2 separate regions of the Mus musculus genome follow, and region 1 is linked to region 2. The links are chromatin loops, found by intact Hi-C in ENCODE. Cell type or tissue: gastrocnemius. All regions are shown on one strand. Each heading gives the region's core, and the rest is flanking DNA. Links, peaks and the distances in the headings are about the cores only. Region 1 holds the start of Cyria (CYFIP related Rac1 interactor A). Region 2 has its middle 29 kb from the start of Gm34348.

Region 1 (12,184 bases), core at 4,185-12,184, 86 kb after region 2:
AAACCACTGCTGCTCTGCCAGGGTCATAGTGGGCCTGTTTGTGGGTTTGTCATCAGCTCCAAAAATAGACCATGTGGGTAATATTTCATCTAATGATGATGATTGTTATTTATAGCCTGCCCCAGCCTGGCAGGCAAGTGTCCCAGAAGAACAAAAAGATGCTCAATATAATTAAAACAAAGAAAACGTAGAGGTGTTGGCATACGAGAAAGGGAGCTATTCACTATCAGAAGCAGAGCAGTCTCTGTTAGATTTGATGAATTATCACTAATGGGATGTTTATTTTAGGATCACACAACATTTGTGGGCGTATTGTTTGATGCATACACAAAAATGCATCCTAATATTTCTCTTCTGGTAAAAACAGAAAATGTTCTGCGCTACTCTTCCAGGTTTGCATTTGTTTCATATCCCCATAAATAATTTGAAAGCAAAATCCTCCTAACATAGAGGAATACAGATTAATTGTATGGGTGCTTATTAAGGATACATTATCTTTCTAACATTGGGAATGCAAATGTGGGGTGTGTGTGCATGTGTGTGTGTTTGTATTTTGCATGTGTATGATTTCTAAATTAAAATTCTGTGATGTGTGCTATGAATTGAATTGGAGTTCAGGAAAGACTTTGTTACATCTCATATGAAAAGGCAGATGTTTTACAAAGGGAGGAGGCTGCAAGGTACAAATGCAGAGAGGTGCCATGTAATAGTTTTCTTTTAAGATTATGGAGACACTAGAGGGAAGAATAATCATGTACAGACAATCATGAGTTCTGTCCTAATGTGATGGGTAGCCATTGAAAGGCTTCAGTAAGGGAACTGCCACACCATGCTTCCTTAAAGAGCATCTCTGGACCTGTAGGTGGACAGTGAATTGAATAAAGAAAGAATATCATTGAAATACCATTCAGAAGCCACTAAAAGTCTTTCATACATGGCTTGTGGTAGGTTATGGGAAGATAAAACAGAAGATAGAGGCTGTGGAGATGGCTCATTTGCATAAGGCTTACTGCACAAGAGTGAGGACTAAGAGCTGGAATACCCAGAATAAGATGACTAGTCCAATTTTTGAGGTCTGGGTTCATGAGAGAGATCCTGTCTCAAAATCAAGTGGGGATTGACAGAGGCAGACAATACACATCAACCTTTTTGTCTACAGACACATTGATACACACACACAAAAGATAAATGTAAATTGTTACTATATTGAGTTCCCTGTAAGATTCAATAATCTAAGGCATTCCTCACATGGTGAAAGAGTTAAGAGAGACAAACACTAGAACTTGAAAAATGTCCAAATGACTGCTTACATAGTGATTGTCACATACAGTCATATATGTGTACATATATACATGTAGCATGGCACACTTCTGTGTTAGAAATATTGCCTGACAAGAAGCCCCATGAAGTCAGCTTAATTGACTGTGGTAAGAATCCTAATGCTATCTTCAAACCCAGATTGTGTTTTCCAGATGCCTACATGTGGCAAAATTTTTGGTAGTCAGAGAAAACATCTTGACCTATGTCTGAACTAAAGTCTATCCACTGTTCATTAATATGTCTCTTGGGAAATAAAGTAACTCTTTGTAAGATGGAGAAGAAGAGTAAAATAAGACGGGAGAGAAGGAAGGAGGAAGAGGAGGAGAAGGAAGCAGAGGAAGATAAGAAGGATGAGGAAGACAGGGAGGAAGAAGAGGTAGATATCCAATAGATTCAAGCTTTAGTCCACAAATGTGAGTCATGAAACCTTTGTTGGTCTTTCATGACTATGATTCAGATTGATGACTTGAATAAGTTATACCAAGCCTTAATTTTCTGAACTATAAAATGGGTACAGTCATAAGTGACCCCTACTTATCTGTTTGTGATGCCACACAGATGATGGGGGTATGCCTTTAAAATGCTCCAACCCTTTGCTCAAGGTTTACTTAGTGTGTCATTACTTTGTTGGTAGTGATTTTGAAGATTATGTAAGCTTCAGGGGTGGTAAGGTTAGATCTCCTAAAGAGGCTGACTCATTTGTCAAAGGCACCAAAATTGATACAATCAGCAATTTTGGATTTAGTTAGCTAGCCAAGTATTGAGGTCAACTAACCTATTAAAATTATGAGAGGATTTGTACTTAAAGGAGAGAAGTCCTTGATAGTAGAGATAGTAGAGAAATACTATTTCTAGTATTTCTATCTAGAAATAGATTTAGGATTGGAAATACAGTAAGAGTTCAAATTTGGTAGCTTGAGTAGCATCCGGCACTGTGCTGGTACTCATTCATTTCATGGATATTTTCTCTTTTGCTCCAATTTCTGTTCATCATAAAATAGGCACTCATTAAATGTCAGTTGCATACACAACTCTTTCTGGCCAGTGCTACGATTAACACTTTCTCAGGTTTGGTACAAGGCTATGGAAAGAGAGAAGAATGCTCATGCCCCATTGCTGTAAGGAGAAAGAAGACTGCCTAGATCTGCCCACAAATTCAGTCTGTCAAGCACCGAAAGTTTTCCTGACTTCCTGGTTTACAAGTGTTCACTTTCTATTAATACTGGTCCATCCTTCTCCCTTTTAATTCTTGGGCTATATGATTTTCTCTGTTACTGACAATCACTTTACTATGCTTACACAACACCTAAGTTATTGACCCCACTTTTCTTTTATGGGTGGATGGATAGATGGATGGATGGATGGGTGGATGGATGGATGTGTGGGTGGATGGCGCCTACATCTATATGCCTGGCTGTGTGCCAGATGAGGGGTTTACTCCAGAGTGCTCCTTATATTCAGAGTTTAGAGATCTAGTAAAACCAAACTGAGTCTTGGACAGCCCTCTGAAACAATCAGACATATTTTGTACAGCTTTATTCATAGGTGTATACATTTTGGCAAACATCTAAAAGAAGAAAGTAGTGAGACTGCAATGAATTGTCCACTTACTTCATTGCCATTTGCTGAATGTTACCTTTTTATGTATTGGATATTCTTTGGGGTGCTTGGAATTATAATACTGATAAAGCATAAATCGTGGCCTCTCAAAGTCCATGATTTGGTTGACAGGCATATGTAGGTTGCTTATTATTTAAGAACTCCATAGTTTTGAATGTATTACGTTGTTGAAACTTATTTTTACATAAGTGCAGGGGGCTTTGAATGGCCTTTGGTTTGGTGACTTAGTCTCTGGGAGCTCCCAGGGGTCCAAATTAATTTATGCTGTTGGTTTGCCTTGTCTGGACTCAGTCAAAGAAGATGCATCTAATCCTGTAGAGACTTGATGCCCTAAGGAAGGGAAATACCGAGGGTGGGGGGAACGGCACCCTCTCAGAGGCAGAGACAAAGGGGAGGAGGAGAGAGGAAGAACTCTGTGAGGAGGTACTGGAAAGGGGACCAACATTGGGGTTGTAAATAAATAATATCATCAACTTTTTTTTAAAAAAAAATGTATTTTTAAAGCCAAACGATCATGGAGCATGCCTCTAATCCCAGAACTTGAGAGGCAGAGGCAGATGATCTCTGAGTTTGAGGCCAGCCTGGTCTACAGAATGAGTTCCAGGACAGACAGGACTACACAGAGAAACCTCTGACTTAAAAACAAAACAAAACAAAACAAAACAAAACAAAACAAAACAAACAAACAAACTTATTTTTAGTGACTGAAGAAATGTCTCAGCAGTTATGAGCATCTGACACTCTTACAGAGAACCTGGGTTTGATTCTAGCTCCCACATCAGGCAGCTTATAATTGCCTATAACACCACCTCTGCGATATTCATTGCCCTCTTCTGAACCCTGTGGGCACTGAACACATATTGTACATATTCTCTCTCTCTGTCTCTCTCTCTGTGTCTCTCTCTCTGTGTCTCTGTCTCTCTCTCTCTCACATACACACACACACATGCCCCCACACATTCACACATGCACGAAATAAATAAATACATATTAAAATCTGATATCTGTCCCCCAAACTAATACTTATTCGTGCTTTTGAGGTTTTTATTTACTTTGTCTGCTTGTTTGTACTGTTTTGCCTCAACCAAATACTTAAGTCACCTTAATCCACATGTTCCTATCGAGGCTGAATGAGATGATGGCCACTGCCTTCTCAGTTCTTCTGGGTTAGCCTGTGTTGTACCGTTCTCATTTCTGTGCTTTTCGTTGACAATTTCACTCTCTAAAGTGGCCATAAAGCACAGAGCCAAGTACGATACAAAGTTTCTCCAAAACAAGAGCCAGGAGGGCTATGATGCTCAACAAGGAGAAAATAGGCACATGAGATCTGACCAGGGAGAGTGCTATTGGCCAGGGTTCATTGCCAGTGAACCAACCATTTATATTATGTGTGGTGTCCTTAAATAGGAAACATGGCTGTTTGGTGACTATTAGGTGTTGATGAAACTGCACCTAGAGACTTATGGCCACCAAATCCTATGTCTCCCCTAGAAGCCATAGTCCACAGTCTGTATCCAACAGTCTCAAGTGTGATGACTCGATAGAACACAGCTACTGTGAATAAGGAGAACTGGCCATTTAATCATCTGATTTCCTAAGCACAGCTAAGTAGGGGTATGAATGAAATGCTTTGGAAAAAGTCCTAACAGGGGGGTTGCTTCTGAGTCCAGCCTTTAAAACTATAAACAGATGTTCCATGGATGATCTGGATGGTGACAGGTCATTCAAGGATTGGAGGATTGAGTTTGAAGAAATTTGACTAGGAAACACCGGACAAATGAGCGTCTAGAAAAGCAATGAGGCCAGAGAACTTTAGTCATAAACCAAGCCACAGGCAGGAGCTTTCAATCACTACAAAGTTTCTCTGCATAGTTGAAGCTATAGTTTTTGTATTAAGGAAATATGCAGCATGTCGGCTGTGAAAATTGGCTCAATATTCATAATCAAACCTAGTATGCTCCTGCTCCATGTTTCCGTAGAAACCCCTAGTTACACAAAGGGACCCTGGCCGGCCATTGGCAAGAAAACTCAGTACTGCTGGAGGTCACTATAATGATGCCGGGGGGGGGGGGGGGAGTACAACATAATTCCTGGTGAGATCAGTGAGCTGAGACAGCAAAGTATTGTTCCCTTGTAGCACATAGGACGGAGAGTACTACAGCGGATCAGGATACAGAGTCCCTCAGTCTCCCCACCATGCCCCTATCTATGAAAGATACCGCCTGCCAGTGCATCTGAACCTAGCACGCTCTTGACATACAGTGCAATTCAGAGCACACAAGAGAGTGACATTCTACACCAGCCCTTCTTTCATAGTTCCAAAGCGGTTGGTATATGTGCTCACATCAATCTCCTAACTCAGGCTTCCTAAGTCCCATTTTGTAGACAATGGCTTCAAATGACAGAATAATCTTTTTAGAGTTCACACAGCTTGTCCCAAGGATCCTTAAGGAATCTTCAGGTGTTTGTTGTTGTTGTTGTTTTTACTTGAGGCTTAGTGGGGACACTGTACAGCTCACCCCACACCGGGTCTCCACTCCCTGCTCCAGTGTGCACGGTCTGCATACTGCAGTACCTCCCTCATCCCGATGTGAACTCTGCTTGTCCTGTTTGCTGCCTGTTGGAGGCTGGGCATTTAACAAGACTCTCAGCATTTAACAAGACGCCCTGAAGCTTCTGGTCTTATGGTAAATTTCTTCTATTCCAGGTCTATGCGGCAACATTTTAATTCCATCCTCCTTCCTGTTCCACCTTGTTATAGCCTGGTCTGACAGAATATCAAAGGCCTGGAACAAGCCCTCAGCCATCCCTTGGTACAGTTCCTGGAATTTAGTTGATGTAGTCTATCAAAACAACAATAAAACAAAACAAAAACCCACCACTCAAAAAGGATGTTCTTGAATTTAGTTGAATTTAGATAGTAAGCTCAGTTCATGTGAACCAGTATATACTGTGAATGAATACCACCCAAAACAAAGTCTCAACTCACCTGCCCCTAATTGACAGTTTAATTTCACTGTAATCTTTATTATGACAGCTTCTGAACTTGTCATTAGCATTACTGATAAAGTTGAAAGACTATTTCATCTGATTATTGTGTCTTAAGAAACACTTAATTATTAAATTCCACACTGATAATTAGAAAGCCCTATTATTTCGTAATGGACTCAGCAATACTACCCAGGTATCCCTCAATTACTGAGACAGAAGCCGCCTCCAAGTGTGCTAAAGTGAACTCGCACACACCAAGTAATCTCTACTCACCAACATGAGCTGTGTTCCTAGAGATGGAAAGGTCTGCTCAGCTTCCAAGATGATATAGTATTCCAGGTATCAATTTGTTATCTGGGGCTGATTCATTCATGACCTCCCCAAAGCCTGGCCAAAGTTGAAGGCAGACAGGATAAGTAAAGGAGAAAAGGTGCAACGGAGGTGTGTGTGTGTGTGTGTGTGTGTGTGTGTGTGTGTGTGTATGTGTGTGTGTGTGTATGTGTGTGTGTGTGTATGTGTGTGTGTGTGTGTATATGTGTGTGTGTATGTGTGTGTGTATGTGTGTGTGTGTATCTATGTCTGTGTATGTGTCTACTTGTGTATATCTGTGTCTGTGTGTTTCAGACAAACAAATCAAAGCTAAGGTCATGGCAAGAAAAATTCTAATAGAGCCATAATAACATAAAATAAACTGTCTTCAGATGGACAAAAAATAAGATGAGTACAGGTGGGGGGCAGGGAGCTTGAGAAACTTATGCAACCCAAGGACCATTTCCATGTAGGAGACTATATTATTCTAACTAGACTGTGCCTGTCTAGATCCTGTCTGAATTCTTGCCAAAACTGAACCAAACACTCTACTGCTAAGCAGTTCCTGGGAGCCTGTCAGAAACGCAGACTATCAAGAGCCTCAGGAGACTTAGGCGGAGTAAATTTGTCATGGGGACTCATACTGGCCTCAAGCAAGGGGATAGAGCAATGCTCTCCCTGAAGCACCTTCCACTGTTGGAGCCCCAGGCTTTTCCTCCTGTTCCCAACCCACAAACTCACTACCCAAAGAAGCCATGGCTGTCAGCACAAGGCCTGACACACTGTGAAGGTTTAATACTGTATAAATTGTATAATGATCTTCTCTGGTTGGCTGACTGGGAAAAAGAGCAGCCAACCTAGGTATCTGCAAGGCAAACACACATACAGGGGCTCTGACTCACAACCTGTTTGGCACAGCTCGGTCCTCTGGGCTTCCGGAATCTCCCTTTCTGTACAAAACCTCCTCGGCAGATGTTTTAAAACAATGATCTGTGACAATGAGAGCTGTAAGCTACTTTCTCCTTACCTCGCAGAATTTTAAATTCACTGTTTAGAAGACCGTTGCATTTCATAGGCTAGGCATCATTTGGGAAGACATTTTTTGGGATCACATTCAATAACGGTGGCCTTTAAAGCTAGGCGTGTGTTACTAGGACAGGCAAGGGAAGTGTGAGAGCAAGCAGGTTCACCATCCAAAGTAACCTGGGGCCAGGGAGGGGGAGCACTAGTATCAGTGTGAGTGTATGCCAGTGGCCTATGGAGAGTGTGTCTTTGGGGGTGTTTTGTTTGTATTTTGTTTGTCTGAGGGGAAAAGTGGGTAATGAAGGAATTTAGGCCTCCTAGTGAATAGCAAGACAAGTGGTCCAGGCAGAGAGTATTAACATTAGCTGGGAGGTACAGTGCTAACTCCTGGGTGCAGATCCTAGTGCCTAGCCTGGCTAGAAGTGAACCGGCCCTCCGGGTGACAGCAGGGTGGGATTCCAAAGCCAGGGAGGGGCGGGCGGGCCGTGGGGCGGGCCGTGGGCGGGGCGGGGCGGGGCTGGAAGTCGACTCTCGGGCTGAGGCTGCCGCCGGAGAGGCATCCACAGCAGCGGAGCGGGCGGCCGAGCAGGAACGAGGCGGCGACAGCGGCTGCGACTCCGGTGAGCGTGGTGCGGACTCGGCTGGGGCGCGGCAGGGATCGCGGGCTGGGACTGGCAGGGAAAGGCGCTGCGGAGGCACAAGGGCCTCCCGGGCGCCGGATTTGGTGGAGCGGGGCGACTGTGGCTCTCTTCGTCCGGCTCGCGACGCCCTGCAGCCCCGGGCGAGGGAGGGAGGCAGCTAGCTCACGACTCGGTCTTGAACTGTTCTTCTTGGTTCCCGAACACAGAGGTCTGTGCGTCCATTGCTCCCTCTCTCCGGGTCTCTCTCCTGATTTTATTTCTTTTCCAGAAGAGTCCCTTCACCCTTCAACCACTCCCACCCCTACCGCCACCCCCCCGCCCCTCCCCCGAACCTTCATCTCCAAAGCTATTCTTCAGGAGACCCGCGATCTACCTCCTCCGGGTTCCCCTGCCAGGGCCATGCCTCTGCTCCCCATATTTCTGTAGCCCCAAGCGTGGATGAAGCCTGTTCTGGCCCCTGCACACCTGTACCCTTTTGCTGCCACCTGCCACAGAGGTGCTTAGCCAGCAGGCAAACTGCTGTGCCTAGGACCTCCTCGCCTCCGCGGTATTCACTCCCCCTCATGCCAGAACTCCTAACTAGAGTCCAGCAGGAGGAGACTTTTCCAAGCTGGAGCTTCGGGAACAATTTGACCCACTTCCCGAGGCACTGGTCTCAGGCCAGCCATGCTTTTTTGTAGACACACCTGTCTTATTTGCCAGCTGAGAGACTGGCAAGAACACCTTTTGACAAAAATGTGCCAGCCTGTCCCCTATTCCTTTTCCAAGCTGTTAAACTTCTTGGCCTATGTCCCCAGAGACGAGGTCTAGGGCATTTGCCATTTAAATCTGCTAAAGCTCTCACCCTCGCCCCCAACCTACATCTCTGTGACGATCCCCAGAATCCTGTCAGCCATTACTGGAAGAGGAAGGGTCCAGTACTGATAGAACCACCATTCTGAGTTTTTCTGGGCATGCTTTCTCCTCCTATGCGGGTGATTACCTGCCTACTTCTTAGAGAACCCCAGGCTCATAGGGCTCCCCTGAAGCCTAGTGGTTTTCTTATTAGAAACTTTCCCTACTCTGACCAATCATCACCTCTTCCAGATTGTCCCATGCTATCTGCACAGTGCTGAGTCTCCAGGGCTCAGGGAAAGCTGGGTTAGCACCATGCAGTTTGAGAACCTGTGCATAGCAGCAAGAGGAGGGTGGCTCCTAGCCAGGCCTCAGCTTTGGGAAGACCAGCCTGTTAGGATTGTTCCCAGTCAGACTAAATTTCACACACTGGTTGTGAGGGCTTCGTGTGAAGAGAGGAGGCAGACCAGGGGCTGTTTTTCCTGCCTGTTTCTGACTGTCTTGTGTTGCTATGGTGACAGTTTTGCCTCTTCCTCCCCCTGACTCTTCTGGGAGCTGGTTTTTATTGGTCTGTTGTCCTGTCTTTTATGGCTCTAATTTCTTCTTTCTACTTGCTCTGAAATAAACAGTCATAAACATGGGCACTGGGCCCAGGCTGGGGGCTGGCAGAATTCACCTCCTGTGGGCCCCTAGCTCCTGTGAGGAGAGAATACTGAACAAGCAGGGGTGGGATAAAGCTACCATGCACTTTCTTGCTCTCAAGCTTTGAGGAGGGGACAGTAGCATCCCGTTTGGTAGCATCCTTCTGGATATGTCAAACACTTGTGATAGCTCACTGGGGAGCTAGTGTTCTAGGGGAAGGGTAGCCCCCATCTCTCACTTTGCATCTGAGGTAAGTAATCTCAGAGCAAGTGAGCTGTTTCCCATGGGCTCCTGTTGATGTGAGCACACAGTCAGCTCTCAGATTTGATCAATGAAGGGTAGTCACAGAGCTGAAACATGGGTCTCTCTGCCTCCCATCCTGCTGTGCTCCCAGATCCGTCTCCTAAAGGACTTCCCTGCACCAGGAAGTAATTAGGAAGGGTTCCAGTCCCCTAACCCTGCAATACATGCTGCCTCCCATGCCCTTTGGACATCCTGAACCCCAAGTGCTGGGGACCCAAGTTGAGAGCAGAGTGAAGCCACTTGTGACTTCCTGTTTTTACTCAGCACTGAGAGGAATTCAGTTTGCTTTTGCTTATGCTCCCAGGGCCTAGATGCAACCGGATGACTCAAGGACAGAGAGCCAGCCCTGAGTAAGGAGTTCCCAGAGAGCTAACCCAGTCCATAGAATCTGTCACCCACTGTCCCCTGTTCGCGACAGTCTGCGGTGAAGCTGCTCCTCCCTTCCTGGTTCTTTTTCTCTTCCTTGCATTTTCTCTCTCTCCCCTTTGTATGGCAAAGTTCCGGCTTGTTGAATTAGAGCAACATGTACAGACAAGGGTATCAACAGCCTCTCGGTCAGCTGTTGACCCAGAGGAAGTCAGTTCACTCACATGGACCTCATTCTATCTTTCAAATAGACTTGAAGCATCTTTATCTTTCCTGTTGGGTGCTGCTTCTTCTTTTAGAGTGAAATGGATTAGACTACCTGCTATGATTTGAATCGTTGGAAGGCTGAAAGACCTTAAGCACCTTAGGTTTTCTTGGGAGATCTTAGGTTAAAGAGATGTCTGAGCCACTGTTGGCAGGTTGAAAATTTTAGGATTTTAAGTCATAATCATTCAAGACTAGTGGCATTTTTTTCAAGTTATTTTGTGGAGTCTTCATGGAGTCTTACTTATACGCTTCATATTTATGTACCAGGTACAGTGCAGGGATCTCAGAGACATGACACCCCCTCCTAAAAATGTGGTCTGGTGGAAAAGGAAGACCTGGAAATAGATTTTGTCATGCAGTCAGAGCAGTGTCTTGACAAAGGGAAAGGTGGTGTGGAGTTCAGAGATGGCTCTTAGTCAGATCATCCCTTAGGGTTGATCAGGTAGCCTCGCTTTGTGACTGAAATACAACTAACCAACTACTGTCATCTTGAAAGGCCCTCATTTAGTCTTCACAGAATCGAGTGATTATCAAAGAGAGCCCCTCCTTAGCTTCTGGTGAGTATATCACAAAGAGGCAGTCCTGTCTGCCTCTGGGAGCTTTGACTCATTCATAGTAGCCTCTGGTTCCTGCTTAACCTTGGTTAAAAATCCCCTCTATGGTGCCACAATAATTGCAAGGCTAGGTCTTAAAGTGACTGGAAAGAGAGAAGATGATGGAATCAGGCATGAACTTAAGCTCTGCTGTAGTGTTTTCTGGCTGTGGGGTCCTGAAAGTCTACCTGAGCTCACTGAGTCTCCATTCTTGTAGCAGTAAAATTCCAATACTTACACTTGTCTTCTTCCAGATTAAATGGTCTTATGTATTTATAGGGCCTGGCATGGTGCCAATCTCACAATAGACTTGCTCTTATTTACTCGTATTGATTAGAGAAGAGTTCTCCTGTTAAGGGGCTTCTGGGTCCTCTCAGAATCCCCAAGGAGGGCTCTCTGGATGAATCCTGGCCCTTGGAGATCCATTCATTATCTAGGAAGGTTAAAAATTGCCCGCAGTCAGACTCCTAGCTTTACTGGTTACTCTTCTAGTTATCTCTCACCAGATAAGCCAGCTTCTCCACCACTAGAGCAAGTGCCAGTCTCTCACACTTTTTGAAGTGGAAATGCACTTCCAGAGTTGCAGGAATGCAGTTTCCCCCCTGTGAGAATCCTTTAAAATAAATGTTTACTCATAAAGAAAATCCTGGACCTGTTTAGCTGCCCCCCGCCCACTTGTTTTTAAATTTATGTTTATACATTTGCTTGTCTCTATTCTAGATTTAAAGAAATGAGGACAGGGAGGTAAAATCGCATCAGCTAGTAAGTGGCAGGGCCAGAATTGAAAACGAGGTCCTGCGTACTCTTTGTGCCATGGCATACAGTCTTGTCATTTTCTTGGCTGGTATGTCAGAGAACCAAAATAAGTGTGTTTGGAGAATACAAGTGGATTTTAGTAAGGGTGGAACTGGTCACTGCTGTAGTAACTCAGACTCATAGTAAATATTTAGAGAGCTTATTAGGGTTTTGCTCTCAGTGCAGCATTAACAAGGCTTTCTGCATCTGGCTGCAGGATTTCTTTTTACAAGTGATGAATAGATGGACACTCTGACACGTCTTAGTCAAGAAAGAATAGTTGATGAAATTCTAAGTGGTTTTTTAATTTTTAAAAAAAATTTTTTGCACAAAGAATGAATTGTTGGTTTGTCAATAATATAACCCAAATCACTGGGCAGGTCAGGGTTTTATCATTGAACATGTGAATGGAAAATATCACAAGTGTTTCCCTGATATGTAGACATAGTGACAAGAGATAGAACAGCGTTGGAACGGTTG
Region 2 (16,055 bases), core at 3,851-11,850:
TTTTGTAGCTGGTACTCAAGCAACAGTAATAACATCACTGTATGCATTAAACCTCAGGGCTTCTACTAGACTGGGACAATAGGAAGTCCAGGCTGGAGACTGAATTTAATCTGGGAATATTCTTACATGTTAGTTAGTCCTAATCTGAGGAAGCACTGAGAACTCAGTGTGATCTTTCTCATCCTTTCTAAAAGCATAGCACTGTGCAGGGCAGTGGTGGCACACGCCTTAAATCCCAGCACTTGGGAGGCAGAGGCAGGCGGATCTCTGAGTTCAAGGCCAGCCTGGTCTACAGAGTGAGTTCCAGGACAGCCAGGGCTACACAGAGAAACCCTGTCTCAGAAAAAAAAAAATCATAGCACTATTATCATTACCTTTTCTTTCTTTGATGATAAAACTTTATACTTTATATTGATAAAACAATTCATAGAAATGAATGTTTTCTTCACATTCCCTCAGTTCTGCAACTCTCCTTAGGTTCCGAGGGCACAACTCCTACAAAGTGATGTCCTTGCTTCCTCTAGCCTCGTAAGTTCAGCTCCAGGGACAGTGAGTGCCTAGAGAGCAGAGTGACTGCTGATTTGACATTGTGCTTCAAGAACTTCTTATAGACAAGGTGCCGTCCTCCCCACCCCACCCCACCCCACCCCCAAGCTGGTGCTTAGGAAGTGTTTGCTCAAAGGAAGGAAGGGGAGTCATCAAAAAGAAGTGAGTAGGAAGGAGAAAAGAAGAAAGGACAACAAATGGGAGAAAAAGGAGAAGGAAAGTGGAAGAAAGGGAGGGAAATGGAGGAAAGAAGAACACAGAAAGTCTTGTGGTATCCAAGACCATGGAGGGCAAAGCACCTAGGTTTACTTTCTTCTTTCTTTCTTTCTTTCTTTCTTTCTTTCTTTCTTTCTTTCTTTTTTTTTTTTTTTTTTTGTCTGATGGGGATCAGCAGACAGCTTTTGCCTTCTGCCCTTGCCTACCTTCTCGAATCCTGCTGGGAAGGTTTGAAATCACGGACTCCTACAGCAGCCCTCTTCCTTCTCTATGTATCTTCTGGTTGGAATGACCTTAAGGGAGATTGTCTTCTGCTCTTGAACTCTTTTACAATTTTTTTTTTTCTTAAAATGTGGTCCTCAGACATCCTATCCCATAGCCACTTAGAATGCTTGTGAACCTATGCTTCCTGGAGCCTCCCTGCAGATCTTCTAACCTGGGATTTTCAAAGTAGGGCCTAGCTTCCCAGAATCTCAGGTGCATATTACTTTTTAATTGTGTTAAATGCCTGTTAAGTTGACAAATGTTAGATATATTTATTAGAAACCATATTCTATTTTGAGATGTGTTATTATCCATTTCCATCACCTAATGTTTTGTGTCTTTTGAATAAAAAAAGAACAAAAACAACAACAACAAAAAAACTAGTCCCCACTTCTAGCTTCTGTCATTTTAGAATCACTGTTCTATTCTATACTTCTATGATTTTTGGATACTTTATTTTATTTAAAACCTTTTAATTACTAGCGAGCATTCCACATGCATACAATAAGATATGATCATATGGTGCCCCATTTCCACTTCCTCTGCCCCCCATAACTCACTAAGTTCAGTAGTGCTGCTTATATGTGTATGGACTTGAGGCCGTTTGCTGAAGTATGGGGATTTTACCAGTTACTCCGAAAAGAATTATTTTCCCTCTCCATGATTAGGTAATCTAAGTTAGAAGAAGATATCCATAGTCTGAGAGCTTCCAGAATACCACAGTCACCCAAAAGACCCCTCAGGATATTTAGGGCAAAGTCAGTCACTTCAGATTGACTTTACTCAGAAGGGACTGTATGTCACAGGATAATGGCCTCTCCTTCTGGGCCTGAGGGCAGACAGCTGCTCCCCTCTGGGTGACAGAGCTTTAGTGACAGTTCTTCAGAGTATCTGACTGAATGTTCCTGGGTCCTGAGTGGCTGCCTAGGTAAAACTCATAAGCAAAATAATATATGATTGAAACTCTCTCAGTAAGGGAGCTCCGTTACAGGATAACAAACATGGCCTTGGTAAAATTCCATTTACGAAGTTCTCACTAAACCACTGGACAGAAAGAATTATGGCAGAGCTGACCTGGGAAATAACAGGTCACAGATAAAATTTATTTGGTGCCTCTTCCTAACAGGAAGTAAGAAGCCATCTTCTATAATTCACTTTTTTAAGACTAAACATAGAAAGATCTTTTCTTTAAGTCTAGTTTGAAAATGCTATGTGACCACTTGTGATTTCCCCAGTTGTGGAATTTTTCCAACAAACCTGCCAAAGATCTCTACTCAGAGCAAATCCTTGAAATAAAATAAAAAGTCTATGAATGAAGTGTTTTAGAGAATACTTTTAACAAGAATCATGAGTCTACAGTATGCTTGCAGCTGTGCGTGGGCACACCTATTTGCTATACCAAGGGAACACGCCTGTTATTTGGGATTTGAATAAAAGTAAAAGTACAAAAGGAGAAGAAGAAAGAAAGGAGTTAGAAGAAAGAAGATGTTTGTGCTCCCTAGAAACCCTGACATCCACTTATTTTCCAGAGGTCGGGGAAAGAGGAAAAATAGCAAAGATTGAGAGAAGCCCCTGGAGTTAGTTTTGCTCACACCTTAAGAGAAGAAGAATCCACAATGAGGCAAGTGTGAATACAGGAGACCAATTAAGATGCTTGCAGAAACAACCCAGGTACAAGGACATCGTAGCTGGACCAGAGGAATGGCCTAGAGGAGAAAGAGCAGCCTTCGGTTGCACTCTGAAGGTAGAACATCAGTATCACATCACTTCAAACCTTAGCTATGCAGCCACTATCTTGTGAAAACAGGCTTTCCTTTGCAGCATTTCTCAATTGTAGGTCACAACCCCTTAGGGGTCAGGTGACCCTTTCAATAGTGTTCTATACCAGATGCCACACATATCAGATATTTACATTGCAATTCATGACAATAGCAAAATTACAGTGATGAAGTAGCAACAAAATAATGTTATGTTTGGGGGTCAGCACACCTTGAGAAACTGTGTTAAAGGGTGGAAGTCTTAGGAAGGCTGAAAACCACTCACTTAGACTCTGCGGGTCATTTATCATTGAGATAAGAGTTGTTTTGCTGGCAACCTCACTGGTGGCTTACACTAAGGGCTGATGTCCTTTGTGCCTGGCTTGTCTTAGTTTCTTTATATATCTCAATATGGGATTGCATTTCAGGAACTGACTTGTACCTACGCCTCACATATAATGTTTCTTTCTTGGGTCTTGTATATGTTTTTCTGTCTTAATGAGGTTTCAACTATTCTCTGAGATAATAATAATACCAAAATAATTCTGTAATCTGAGGACAGATGTCTTTTAAACAGTGCCAGTAACCTTTATCTTCATCTGATAGGAGGGGGTAGCAAACCTAAGTTTAAGATGGGTACAGTCACAAATCTAGTCATGAGAACTAGGGTTCAAAGCCAATTTTTGAGGGCCAGGCCTATGTTCCTAACTAACATCCCTTCCGCCTCCCTACATAAATGTGCCTCAGCACTCATAACTGGGATTTTGAAAGAGGGTGATTCATAAGTTGCAAAAGTATAAATAGCATTAATTTGAACATGGTTAGGAGTGGAGCTTGACAAACCACAAAACCACATTTTTTTTCAGTCTTTCTCTAAAACAATTTCGTTTTCAAATGTCACTTCCATTCTGGGTGCTTACCCCAACTGGTTTGAAATGGGAAGGGACCACTGATGTCCAGACTTTTTGCTATCATGAAAGCTAAGATCCTGTTGCTATGGCCTTAGCCATTGAGAGTGTAATGATGGGTGGTGTTTGCATTACAGGGACAGGACCCAAAGAAACACTGCTACTCCCATTCTTATCACGTTTCCACTTAGAGCTTGAAAGTCACATCTGCATGCGTGGGATATGAGACTCACTGCAGAAAGTCAGGTGCCAGGTTCACAAGACAGGCAGGGTAGATGGCAGAATTTCAGTCACCAGCATGATCATTTAGGGCAATAAACACACTTTGCACAAGGCCAGCTGCGACCCACACATGGTGCCTACGGACTGAAATCAAAACAAACACACCTAGAAAGATCCAAGTCTTGCTACTTAGACAATCTGTTAGTGACTGTCTCTCCCTGTAAGATGACAGTAGCATTTCCTAAATGTTTGTAGAAAAGTCATTGGAAATTTCTCATCAATTCCACTCAATCTTCTTTTTTTTTCCAAGCCAGGTTACCATGAACCTCGGATCTCTGAGCACTTCAGTTTGTCAGTGAGAGGCACTCACAGGGGAAATGGAATGTATGGGTGAGGCAGACACTGCTATCTGGAAGGTTAGACATGATGCTTGTAAGCCTCTTCAATCTTCTTGCTAAATGTATGGCATATCCCCATATGCCCCTACAAGCACTGGTTTCTCCACCTGCCTCACTGCTCTAGGATGAGGTCATCCCTCACTATCTATTCTCCCATGCCCCATTTACAGGAACCTAGACCCGTCTGCCTCAGCTCCTGGCACATTCACACAAGCATCAAATCTGTGCTGTCTTCTCTTGGCTTAACCCTGGGCAATTCAGATGATGACACCCACGGGAAGTAATTTACCAGAAAGAAATTGCTGTGTACACAACAGGGACACAGCTCATTGTGGGCATGAGGGGGATGTCTAGGAGAAGAGTGCCATACACTGGAACCAGTGGGTTACAACAATGACTCCCTTCTGTCATTGCATATTGAGCAAGAGTCTCTACTGGTTATACCTAAAACTGACAAAGAATCAGGAGCAAATTTGTAAGTTTGGAAGCCTGGATCTAGAGCCTCTTTAGCAGCGTAGCTTTTGCAGAGCGTGTAAGACAGCTTTCTGGCACTGTTATAAATATCTGTGATGAATCAACTTATAAAGTAAAAAGGTTGTGTTAGCACCTAGCATTAGCAGGTAGTCAATTGTCAGTTTGCCCAATGCTTTTGGGTATGTAACAGATAGGATAGCACACTACGGTTGGAGTCGGGGAGGATCTTAGAGGAGACTGCTTCTCTCAGGGATGGGAAGTTTAAGATAAAAAAAAGGAACGAGAAAGGAAAAGACATCAGTCTTATGATTCCCTTTGAGGGGAAGCTTCCAGTGAGCTAATGACTACACATCTAAAGTTTTTGTGGCCGTATATGAGCACTCAGCTGAGGACCAGGCCTTTAACCCATAAATTTTCCTTTAGGAATATTTAAGAAACAAAGAATAACAGTAAGGTATGGACCCCTTAGGGCTTTAGTTAAACTCTCTCTACACTTCCTATGAATTCACTTACAATAATAACTCTCATTTTGAAATTTTGCTAATATATGCATAACATACCTAGTTCAAATTTGACATGCCGTGGGTACCAAACAAAGGTTAGTTAAAGGCGTATTCCAAGATCATAGAGTTATTCATAGAAGCCGGTAAGAAGGATGGAGGATGACATCGAAGAATGTGTTTCCCAGACACAGCAGGGTACAGTAGACATCTCAAACTCACAGCAATTGTGACAGCATGCAAGAGACCTGCCTAAGCTCAGTCTAAATGGAATCTCAGTATGGAGGACAGGATATCTGCATGGAATCCCACCCCTGGCAGAGGAGATATTGGTAGCTGAGGAAAGAGGGAGACTCGATTTTCTTTAATGATGTGGCGCCTGGTAGGTTGGCCACACTCCAGCGCAGGCCCTCTTTCCAAGAGCAGTAGGGCGACGTAAACTAGATACGATGGAGAAAAGAATAAGTTAATAAATATAACATCAAGTATTACAATGATACAATTAGTGAATCATTGTAAGTGAATGGAGAACATTGAAGGAAGATGGGGCAAGTACAGAATGAGACCAGAATGTCCAGCTTCGTCCTTCCCATGTGAGCCACGTGTGTTTGAAGAAGGCTGCCAATGAAACAAAGACCATCCTCACTGAGGATTAAGGGAGGAAGAACCTCTGGTCTGGTGCCTTTTGTAAATAGACAACCCATGCCCAAGAACAGCTGCACGAGAACAGTATGTCAGCCTGGCTGTGGTGCTGCACACCTTTAAGGCCAGCACTTGGAAGGCAGAGGCAGGTGGATCGCTGTGAGTTTGAAGCTAACCTGATCTACAGAGAATTCCAGAATAGTCAAGGCTACACAGAGAAGCCCTATCTCAAAAAAGCAAGCAAGCAAACAAACAAAAAACCCAAGCTGTTTTGTCTAGTGTATATTGCCAAAGGGAATAATTAAATAAATTAACTTTATTCAATAATTCAGAATTCCATCAACCTATGCCACCTTCAGTTTTCTTCTTCAGTCTGACTAAATGTGTTCCCTCCAAAGTCTCCCTATGCAACTACCAAAGCATGCAACTGCCACCATAGACGCTAGGATGGATCTCATTGGAGCTAGCCTGGGAACATACCCAGAAAGGACATCTCCTCCTTAACGAGAGGTGACATAGTGCCTGCCATTGTTGTGACAACGTTTTATACTTATTACTTAATTATTTAAAAAGCTATGCAATGTGCATTTCTAGTCTCACCTTACACACCAAGAAGCGGTGGCATAGGGACACATTGCCTCTGGCAGAATGTTCTAGATTTGGGTCCATTGTCTCTGTCTCTCTGAATGTGGAGCTTACTATGCTGGGTAGTCAAAAGACATAGCCACAGCTGGTGTGTCATGGATAGCCCCAATGATAGAGACACAGAGATGTTAACACCAGGGCTCAGAGAAGTGACTCCAACTTGGTAGGGTGGTGAAGGACTTTCTGGAGGAGACGAGCTGGTGTGAAAGTGGAGACTGGCAGTGCCATAGCCTGGGATTCACGTGAGTTATAAATCAGATTGTGCCTCTGGCCTGGCTTCCTTGCTCTTGCCCTGGTGTGCTCTTCCTGGCCACTAGTCTATCACCTCTTGAGTCTTCTCCACGATGGGACCTGCCAATCTCACCCCAGACCTACAGCCTCTACACACCTCTCCTCTACCTTCCCTGAATGTTCTCCCTGCTTTAGTGCAATCCTCCTTGACCATGCTCATGGGCCTCACTTAAACTTGTCCTCTACCAAATTGCCCTACTTATTTTCTTCAAAATACACAATAGTGCCTCAATTGTCCTTCGACCTGTGCCTCTCTGTCTCTCTGACTATTACTTTTCATTAGACTGTCAAGCCCTGTGAGGTTGTTTCTATGCAATGTGTTCACAGTTCAAATTCTACCGTCTAACTTTTGGACCAGCTCCAGGAGAGCTTTGGATGTGTCCTCTGATTATTTGTAGAAGACTTCCTGTAGCAAGTAGGACTGAGATGGAGCCCAACCGAGGGAGATTTAGAGGGAAGATGCTGGTCTTCTCTTCCTCTGAAAGAAAGCAAACATAGGAAGGACTTCATGGCAGGTGTCCCAAGATGCTAGAAGGAAAGAATTTCAAATCAGTAACCAACATGCCTGTTCTGCCTCTTCAACTTGTCATACAGACTGAGAAATTCCCTCTCCCCTCCCTGGAATTGGCTTCATCTGAGAAATAAGTGGGTGGGTCTCTAAACAACTCTTTAGCACTCAGATTATAGAAGGTAAACTTTCAGCATCCTTAAAGGCCTGATACCACACACACACACACACACACACACACAACCCTGTTGCCCTTCAGCCAATCCTTCAGGGACAGTGGGACATCTGCTGAACAGAGCCTCATGGCCATTACAAAGCCAGGGTTCTTACTTCATGGTCCCTGCGAATTGCAACTACTCCATTTGGCCACCAGGGGGCATCACTTACCAAGACACTGCAGTCCTCTAGAAGGTCGTTTGAATGCCCTTGAAGCTTGACGATCTGCAAAAATGTAACTCAGATATTTTGCAAAGGCGGTAGGGTGCTAGCTCCCAGGGGATGAGAAGGAATTCACACATAATCAAATATCAGAGAAAAGTAAAACGTGGGGAGGAAGCTAAGGAAAACCGGGCTCTTCACAGTGTTTGCACCACCCGGCTTGGTGGGGGTGGGGCTAAGCTCTACCTCGGTACTTATTCAGACCTAACGGTCCCCCACACCCCCACCTCTGCCTCCTTGACCCTGCACTACCCAGTGCAACCTCCTCCCACAGCTGTGAACTCCAGGCCAGGAGGATGTTGCAATCTTTGTTTTGAGGGGAAACACACACTCACAAGACAGTTGTTTCTCTGACCCATGGGGTTTGGCCTGTGAGCCCTGCAGCTGTTTCTACAGGAGCTGAAGGCAGACAGGGCTAGAGAGACAAAGTCGGGAGGCCATCTCTTCAGAACCTGGGTCTGTCTCTCACAGATTCATCAAATTGCAATGAATTCTTCATCTGGCCAGGCCTTCAGGAGACAGAGTGGTCCCATTTCCGGTTACCACCCGATTAACAGGCAGACAGAGGTGACTCATAGGTACGGTCAGATGATAGAGGGAGGACAAATGGCCCACCAAGAGGAGGGCAGTATACTCTAATTCTGCTGGGGGCTCAGATTGGTCAGGCTCCTGTAGCTGCATGAGTGGAGGAAAAAGAAATAAAAGGAAAGAATTTGACCCCCTCCTTGGAATGGTGGAGGAGAAAGGTTATTGTAGATAAAAGGGAGAGCAAAGCCAGAGGTAGACACATCTGGGCAAGTCCACAGAGGTAATGACTCTGAGCCTTGTGAGGAGTGGGGGAGGGGAAGGAAAAGGATAGTGAGGGGGAAATGGTTCAGCAGCCAGGAGGCCTAAGGAATGAAAGGGGCAAGAACCAAAATGGCTGGATTATTCAGAGAAGAGCCTCTGGGGGAAGGGCAGCCCAGCCCCTGGAAAATTCAGACTGTAGGGCAGAGTATGCAAGGATACCCTGTAACAGGTAGGGACTGAGGGATGCTGGGAGAAGAATCTGGCTGTGGGGTCGCTTTGATATGTTAAATAAGCACTATTGGCCTTTTGTCCCAGAGTTTGCAGCTTAAGGGGGGTGACACAGGAGCTGAGAACAGAACAGAACAAGGATGTAGAGAACAAAGGCATCTGGCCATTAGAAAAAGCCGGAAGCTCAGGAAGGGGAGAATTTCCATATAACTGGGACTTTGGTGTTAAGAGAAGGGACACCTGGCGCAGAGACAGGGAGGTGCTGAATGGCCAGCAGAGAATCCCTGTGTGGTACTGGAAGGTGGTCCCACATTACCTGAGTGATGGACAGTTGTCATGGTGCTCTAAGTAGGAGAATTGCAGAGCCAATCTTGTGGTGGTGGTACAGAGATGGGTGATAAAGAGATGGGTGGTTTGAAGCTGCTTAGGGGAGGGCCTAAGCCAAACTTACAGGTTGCTGTTCTACGACGGCTTGAAGATGCCTGACCGAGGGCTGTGGCCACAGAACCAGAAGAAGCCTGAGAAGCATTGCTTACCAGCAACGTCAGCCAAGGAAAAGCCAATCCCCTTTCTTGGTCAAAGCATCCTTCTGATAATGCCATGGAAGAGTGACCCTCAGGATGCAATGCATGTGTAAATTAGCCTGTGTTCTCTCCAGCTAACAGACAAGGACATTCAAAGATCTTGTCATCTCTCCTCTTTGTTCACTGATATTTTCTGATGAAATTGTTTGAAAATCCCAAGTTTAATATGCCTCAGAACTGTCCGAACCCTAGCTGTATACAGTGTCATTTTCCGCTTCTCAGGAGTCACTGACCTCAGTGAAGCATCATAAATGCACAGAGGGGACGAAGCCAGAATCAAATGGCAGGAAATAAAATACATGACAGTGGAGCAGGGAGGGTCATGGGACTGACTTACTTTCACAGTTGTTTTTACTTAGTGTTTATATCACGTCTCCACGGAGTGTAGATGGCCCTCCTCCATGCTCCCACTGCCCCTCATCAGAGGTAACTCAGAAGCAAGGAGGGCAGCCAAGTGCTGAACATGTGAGAAAGGCTCCCTCCAAGTCCCAGGGCCTACATCTGCTGGATGCATCTGTTCTCTGAGTACTTTGCAAAAATCAGGGCACAAGCCCCAGCTGCTTCTCAGCAGAGAGTCCTACAGGGAGGGAACACAGAACTTACACTGAAGAACTAGGCTGTGCTAGCTGCCTCTCTATTCATATCCAATACAGGTAACTACATAGACAACTTGCAGAAGGACAAAGAGGGACTGGCTCTGCTCTTTGCAAGATGCCAAGGGTGTTTGTGGGGTACACACCACCAAGAAAATTCTCCCCAAACTGAATGACCAAAAAATGAGACTATTATTCTCGAAAACCCAGATATAGGGTGCAGTTTGGAAACTATTGTATATGTCATAGAATGGGAGGCAAGACTGTCGGCTTATAGTCCTGACTTCATAGTCAAACAGCTATATAAACTTCAGCCCATTACTTGGATGGTCCTAGGTTCAGGTCTGGTTTCTGGTTCCCCAGTCCTCATGCATCTGTGACAAATGAGAGGGTTTAAAAAGATGGACCTCTGTACTCCGATGTACTATTCTGGTTCCACCAAGACTATATCACTCACTGATTTGGTCTGGATCTTCAGTTGAGGAGAGAAGATGCATCTCAGATAACCAACAATCACTTCACGCCCATAAATCAGGAGGTGGTGTTATATGCTGATGAACAAACACCATCCTGCAGAGAGATAAAGGACAAAGGGACGGAAACACTGGGACTGCTCAGGGAGTCAGATGCCAGTGGAGTGATGAGGCAGGGAGAGTGCTGAAGGCTGATGAGAGACACTGAGTAGGATACTGCAGGCAGAAGAAGCAGCGGGTGCAGCGGTGGCTGAGAAAAGCACAGTGCAGGCTCCTGTCCACTTATGAAAGCAATGCACGTGGTGCTGGCAGGAGGGGCATGGGGGCTCTTTGTTCTTAGAAGCTACTCCGGCTAAAATATGGGTCATGCACTAGGGTGAGCCAGAGGGAAAGAGATTGGATGCTGGTTCCTACAGAAATCCAAAGGAGACACGGAAGCGTTATGTACCTCAGCCACTTAAACCTTTTAACAACTTTTGTCGCCACAGTTATTATCTCCAGTTTAAAAACAGAAACCAGGCAACTACAGTGGGAAACAGAAACCAGACCCTTCATGAAGAAATACATTGTTCAGCTCAACACTGGTCACCAGGACTGCTAACTCCAGGAGCTCATGGCATGATGGAGAACGACTATGTGCTAAAGAAGGAATCAAGACAGTGGAGCTAGAAAGATGCAGATGAAAATGAGAACGATGTATAGAGTCGACAGAAAATGCAGTGCTGATGGAAGAAGGTCAGGAAAGTGCAGTCTCCTGACAGTGGATGGGGACAGCACATACACTCTATTCACTTCCTCCAGCTTTCAAAGCAAAGTTATATTGCTAAATAAAACGGCGCATCAAAGCACCATAAACTTGTTTTCTCCCAGTTCTAGAGACAACAATGAGCAGCTGATAACCATTGGTGTTTCCTGCCTGACAGTCGCATCACCCTGATCTCTGCCTCCATTTTCTATGGCCTCCTTCCCTTCTCTCCTCGCCTGAGGGAGAACCCTTATTGCTGGACTCTAAGCCCATGGTAATTCAGGACTATCTCCTGTAGGGGCTGTCAACGTAATTACAACTGTAAAGATCCTTTTACCAAATAAGGTCACATATTCAGGTTCTGATACATGAATATTAAAGGATGCATCACTGAGTCTATAGCACCAGCCAAGGTCAAAAGTTTCAGAAGAAGAAGAAAGAAAAATTATCCTTACTAAACTATCAAGAGTCCTGTGTATTTGCAATGCCAGGATGGAGGTGATTGTGAAATTACTACAGACAAATATCCGGTAGGTAGTTGGACCTAAAGTCATGGGTGCACTGTAAATATTGGAGTTTCAAACATCTTTAGTAAGGTTGCTGAACCAGTGGGCTGGGGGTGGGGGGTGGTAGCAAGAGGTGGAAGAGAGTAAAGAAGAGCTCATTAAAATGAACAAAATTTTAAATAGATAAATAAATATAAATAAATAAATGCACAAATGGCTTGAGACTAATGGGGTGGGGTGGGTAAAGAGGATGGTTCACACTGAGAAAGAGAAAGTATCCAAGTTCAAGTTCAAGAGACAAGGAATGGGTTATGTTGACAAAGGCCACCAAACAGCCAGTGGGAGAAGCCTTGAAAAGCAGCTACAAGACACTTGTGGCAGATTTTGGGGGACCTTTAGAGACATTGTCTCAGGTGAGAGCTGAGAATCAGACACAGGTGTCAGGACAAGTCTAATTGTGAAAGAAAAAAAAGGAGAAGGGTGCCATTTTCAGAGGTGATGAAAGATAGAAGCCATGTGAACTTCAGGGGATGATCCAGGAAGAGGAGGGACTCAATGGCACCACACTGCAGGAGCAAGACTTTGACAAAGCATGAGGGTGAGGGAATGGGATTGTCTAGGGCTGGGACACATGGCACAGGAAGATTGCTTCTGTTGTAGAGAGCAGTTCTGCCCAGATAGTGGTAGAGTAAGTGCTATGTTAGGAAGTGTGAAGGCAGCAAGCTGAGAAGAATGGAACCTGGTACCACCTGCTTTCTCTTTGAAGTAAGAGATTTTGGTTATCTTGCCTGGAGTGAGTGGGAAGTGGTGGGTGGAAACTTTGAGAATTGTCAGGAGTGTTTTAAATAGCTGCTCAGGGTGAGAGCACTGATAGGGAGACAGAAGGACTGCTTGACACTTTTCGCAGACCATGATGTCCTCAGGTGACAGTCTTCACAGTGGTGTGAATGTCCCTAGAGGGATGAGGTGGTTCCAGAGAGGCAGGCTGGGTAGGGACACATGACAAGAAAGACTGATAGAAACAAATGAAGACAAGAGGGTGGGACCTGAAGCCCATGGCGAGGATAGAAAGAAAAGGACAGGGAAAGAAAGATGACGGGGCAAAGAGAAAGAACAGAGAAGGGGAGGATGCCTTGAAGGGACAAAAGGATTCTGAGCAGAAAACCATGCACAAAAAGATTAGAGAGATACAGTGGAAACCAGCCAGGGCTTCATAAGTGAGGGAGGCTGAAGGCAAATGTCAGGGATAGCAGCCTATTGTAATATCAACGGGAACACACTGCAGCCCCGAAGATCAGGAAAGATGCTATTTTAAGTTAGGTTTTCCAGAGGAGGAACCTGAGCTCCTGCAACTGTGGTTTCTTGAGGGGCATTCTTGGGGTAGGGACTAGGCAAGGGTGTGCATGTTCTTGTCTGGACATGTTTCTGCCTAGTCCAAGAGCAATCTGGAAAACAAATTGAATCATAACATTGGCACTACCACTGGAACTGTGGGCAACATTGTGTAACCCCATGTCAGTGTTGGCACCTTGCACAAGTTGGCCAAGGATTGTCAAGGGCTATTCTTCAGAAAAAAAAAAGAAAAGAATGAAGCAGTTGGCAGCCAATATGTATAGCCCCGAGGAACTGTTTCTCGTGGCATGAACCTCTGAAATCACAAAGACCAAACCTCTTTACTAACTGCTTCATCACTAGCCGCTTAGAAATGCTTCTGAGTAAGGTACCAACAGGCTCTACTATGGATGTCATTCAACTCTCAGTCCTTCATGCATAGACACAAGGAGGGTCAGAAGGTACCATACCGGAAACTGCAAGTGATATCAACCCCTTTAGAAGACAGGCTGCTTGGTAAACAGTCTGGGAAACCAGGGGAAATAGTTCTCCATCAAATCAGTAGGTCCAAAGGACATAGAGAAATTTCTAACCTGGCTATGTCAAGACATCAGCTCATACCAATGAGCGGGACAATTAGTGAGGCAGGACCACTTGTCAAGATGTCTCATTTCACCTTACCTTCGAGCATGTCTTTCTAGCTGAGTACAGGCAAGACCTGTCTCTCCAGGGTCAGTTTAGACAACTAGAGATACATGTTCCCACATGGGAAATTCACAGTGACAGAATATAGTTTAAGAAGCCCACGGTACACCAAGTGACACAAGTACCACTGGATATGTCAACCTGGTGAGCCACACCTGGGATGCATCTCTGCAGCTGTTGGGAGACAGTGCTAATATGCCTCTTTCAGTGTGAGAACTTGTGTCCAGGATTTGTGGGTGACTAAATTTCTGAATCTTTACACAGCTCCACCATCCTAAAATAACTGTGCATAAAATAACTGTGTAGGACTGGGCACCACAACTCTACATACTGATTGGCTGTGAATCTCTGTAATGAACTCCATTTGCTGCAAAGAAGAAGGTTTCTTGATGAGGGGTAAGGACTGCACTAATCAATGCGTATAAGAACAAATATTTATACACTATTGCTAGGGATTATTCTGGTTGTGTGTAAAAAATTAGTGGTTATAGATTCTCTTCTAATAATAATGAGTACAGTAGCACTGATTAATTAGCTAGGTTTCCTGTAGTAAGAATAGTATTCCTGCAATTGAGTGGGTCTCAACTCCAGTTAAAGAGCAGTTGGGTTCCGCCAAGGTATGCATGGACTCTATTGCACTGATAGAATTACCATGCCATGCTGGTCATTGATGTGGGTCATAAGTGTCACAGCGGGGTAGAACTGATGGATACCTTCCTCCTTTGGTAGTTTGTATGATGCCTTGGGATACCATGAAAGTTAATCCTCAGAGAGGTTATCATTCACTTCCAGCTCAGGGTCCTCTGGCTCTGGACCTTCTTTGAGAGGGCTTGGAGGGAGGAAAGGAGATGGAGAAATGTTGTAGTTAAAACACAATCTCAAAAGTAAACAAGAGGAAGAGCTGGGTGTACTAGCTTTTCTCATGCTACTTAAAACTCCGGTTTTAGACAAATTCCTGAACTTCTCTGACTATTATTTTCCTCATTTCAATGCTGAAGGATTCCCTAATCCACTTTTCCGGGACTTTTTTCCCACACTAAGGAAGGTACTGGAGATAGAAACACTAGGAAAGAAATCTGGAACCACAGATGTGAGCATCAGCAACAGAATACAAGAGATGGAAAAGAGAATCTCAGGTGCAGAAGATTCCATAGAGAACATGGGCACAACAAGCAAAGAAAATGCAAAATGCAAAAAGACCCTAACTAAAAACATCCAGGAAATCCAGGACACAATGAGAAGACCAAACCTACAGATAATAGGAGTAGATGGGAATGAAGATTTTCAACTTAAAGGGCCAGCAAATATCTTCAACAAAATTATAGAAAAAAAAAAACTTCCCATACCTAAAGAAAGAGATGCCCATGAACATACAAGATCAGGAATTTGAGGGCCATATCTAACCATGATAAAAGCAATCTACAGCAAACCAGTAGCCAACATCAAAGTAAATGGTGAGAAGCTTGAAGCAATCCCACTAAAATCATGGACTAGACAAGGCTGCCCACTTTCTCCCTACCTATTCAACATTGTACTTGAAGTCCTAGCCAGAGCAATTAGACAACAAAAGGAGATCAAGGGGATACAAATTGGAAAGGAAGAAGTCAAAATAACACTTTTTGCAGATGATATGATAGTATATATACGTGACCCTAAAAATTCCACCAGAGAACTCCTAAACCTGATAAACAGCTTCAATGAAGTATCTGGATATAAAATTAACTCAAACAAGTCAATGGCCTTTCTGTACACAAAGGATAAACAGGCTGAGAAAGAAATTAGGGAAACATCACCCTTCTCAATAGTCACAAATAATATAAAATACCTTGGTGTGACTCTAACTAAGGAAGTGAAGGATCTGTATGACAAGAACTTCTTGTCTTTGAAGAAAGAAATTAAAGAAGATCTCAGAAGATGGAAAGATCCCCCATGCTCATGGATCGGCAGGATCAATATAGTAAAAATGGCTATCTTGCCAAAAGCAATCTACAGATTCAATGCAATCCCCATCAAAATTCCAACTCAATTCTTCAACGAATTAGAAAGGGCAATCGGCAGATTCATCTGGAATAACAAAAAACCTAGGATAGCAAAAACTCTTCTTAAAGATAAAAGAACCTCTGGTGGAATCACCAGGCCTGACCCAAAGCTGTACTACAGAGCAATTGTTATAAAAACTGCATGGTACTGGTATAGCCACAGATGAGTAGACCAATGGAATAGAATTGAAGACCCAGAAATGAACCCACACACCTCTGGTCACTTGATCTTTGACAAGGGAGATAAAACCA

The links. Peaks named below come from ENCODE experiments on the same cell type or tissue, not always from the same donor. Only the 100,000 strongest peaks of a DNase experiment are listed, where the experiment ranks them.
Region 1: a loop joins it to region 2, with 2.5 times the contacts of the local background. A loop is called at or near these places in 13 of 42 quality-filtered maps.

The regions. Positions count from the first base shown.
Region 1 is chr12:12,254,356-12,266,539 of GRCm38, forward strand. It overlaps Cyria (CYFIP related Rac1 interactor A), which reads left to right and starts at 7,822. Exons shown (of 12, transcript NM_001146119.2): 1 at 7,822-7,883. In gastrocnemius, for the core only: a CTCF peak has its summit at 8,514; DNase peaks (open chromatin) are centred at 7,859, 8,484, 9,129 and 9,361; H3K4me3 peaks cover 3,834 bases; H3K27ac peaks cover 3,653 bases.
Region 2 is chr12:12,168,695-12,184,749 of GRCm38, forward strand. No RefSeq gene overlaps it. Among named protein-coding and RNA genes, the nearest start is that of Gm34348, 29 kb to the left of the region's middle. RefSeq lists an enhancer at 10,402-11,224. In gastrocnemius, for the core only: a CTCF peak has its summit at 7,750 (motif pointing right); DNase peaks (open chromatin) are centred at 7,784, 7,964, 9,911 and 10,760; H3K4me3 peaks cover 607 bases; H3K27ac peaks cover 2,669 bases.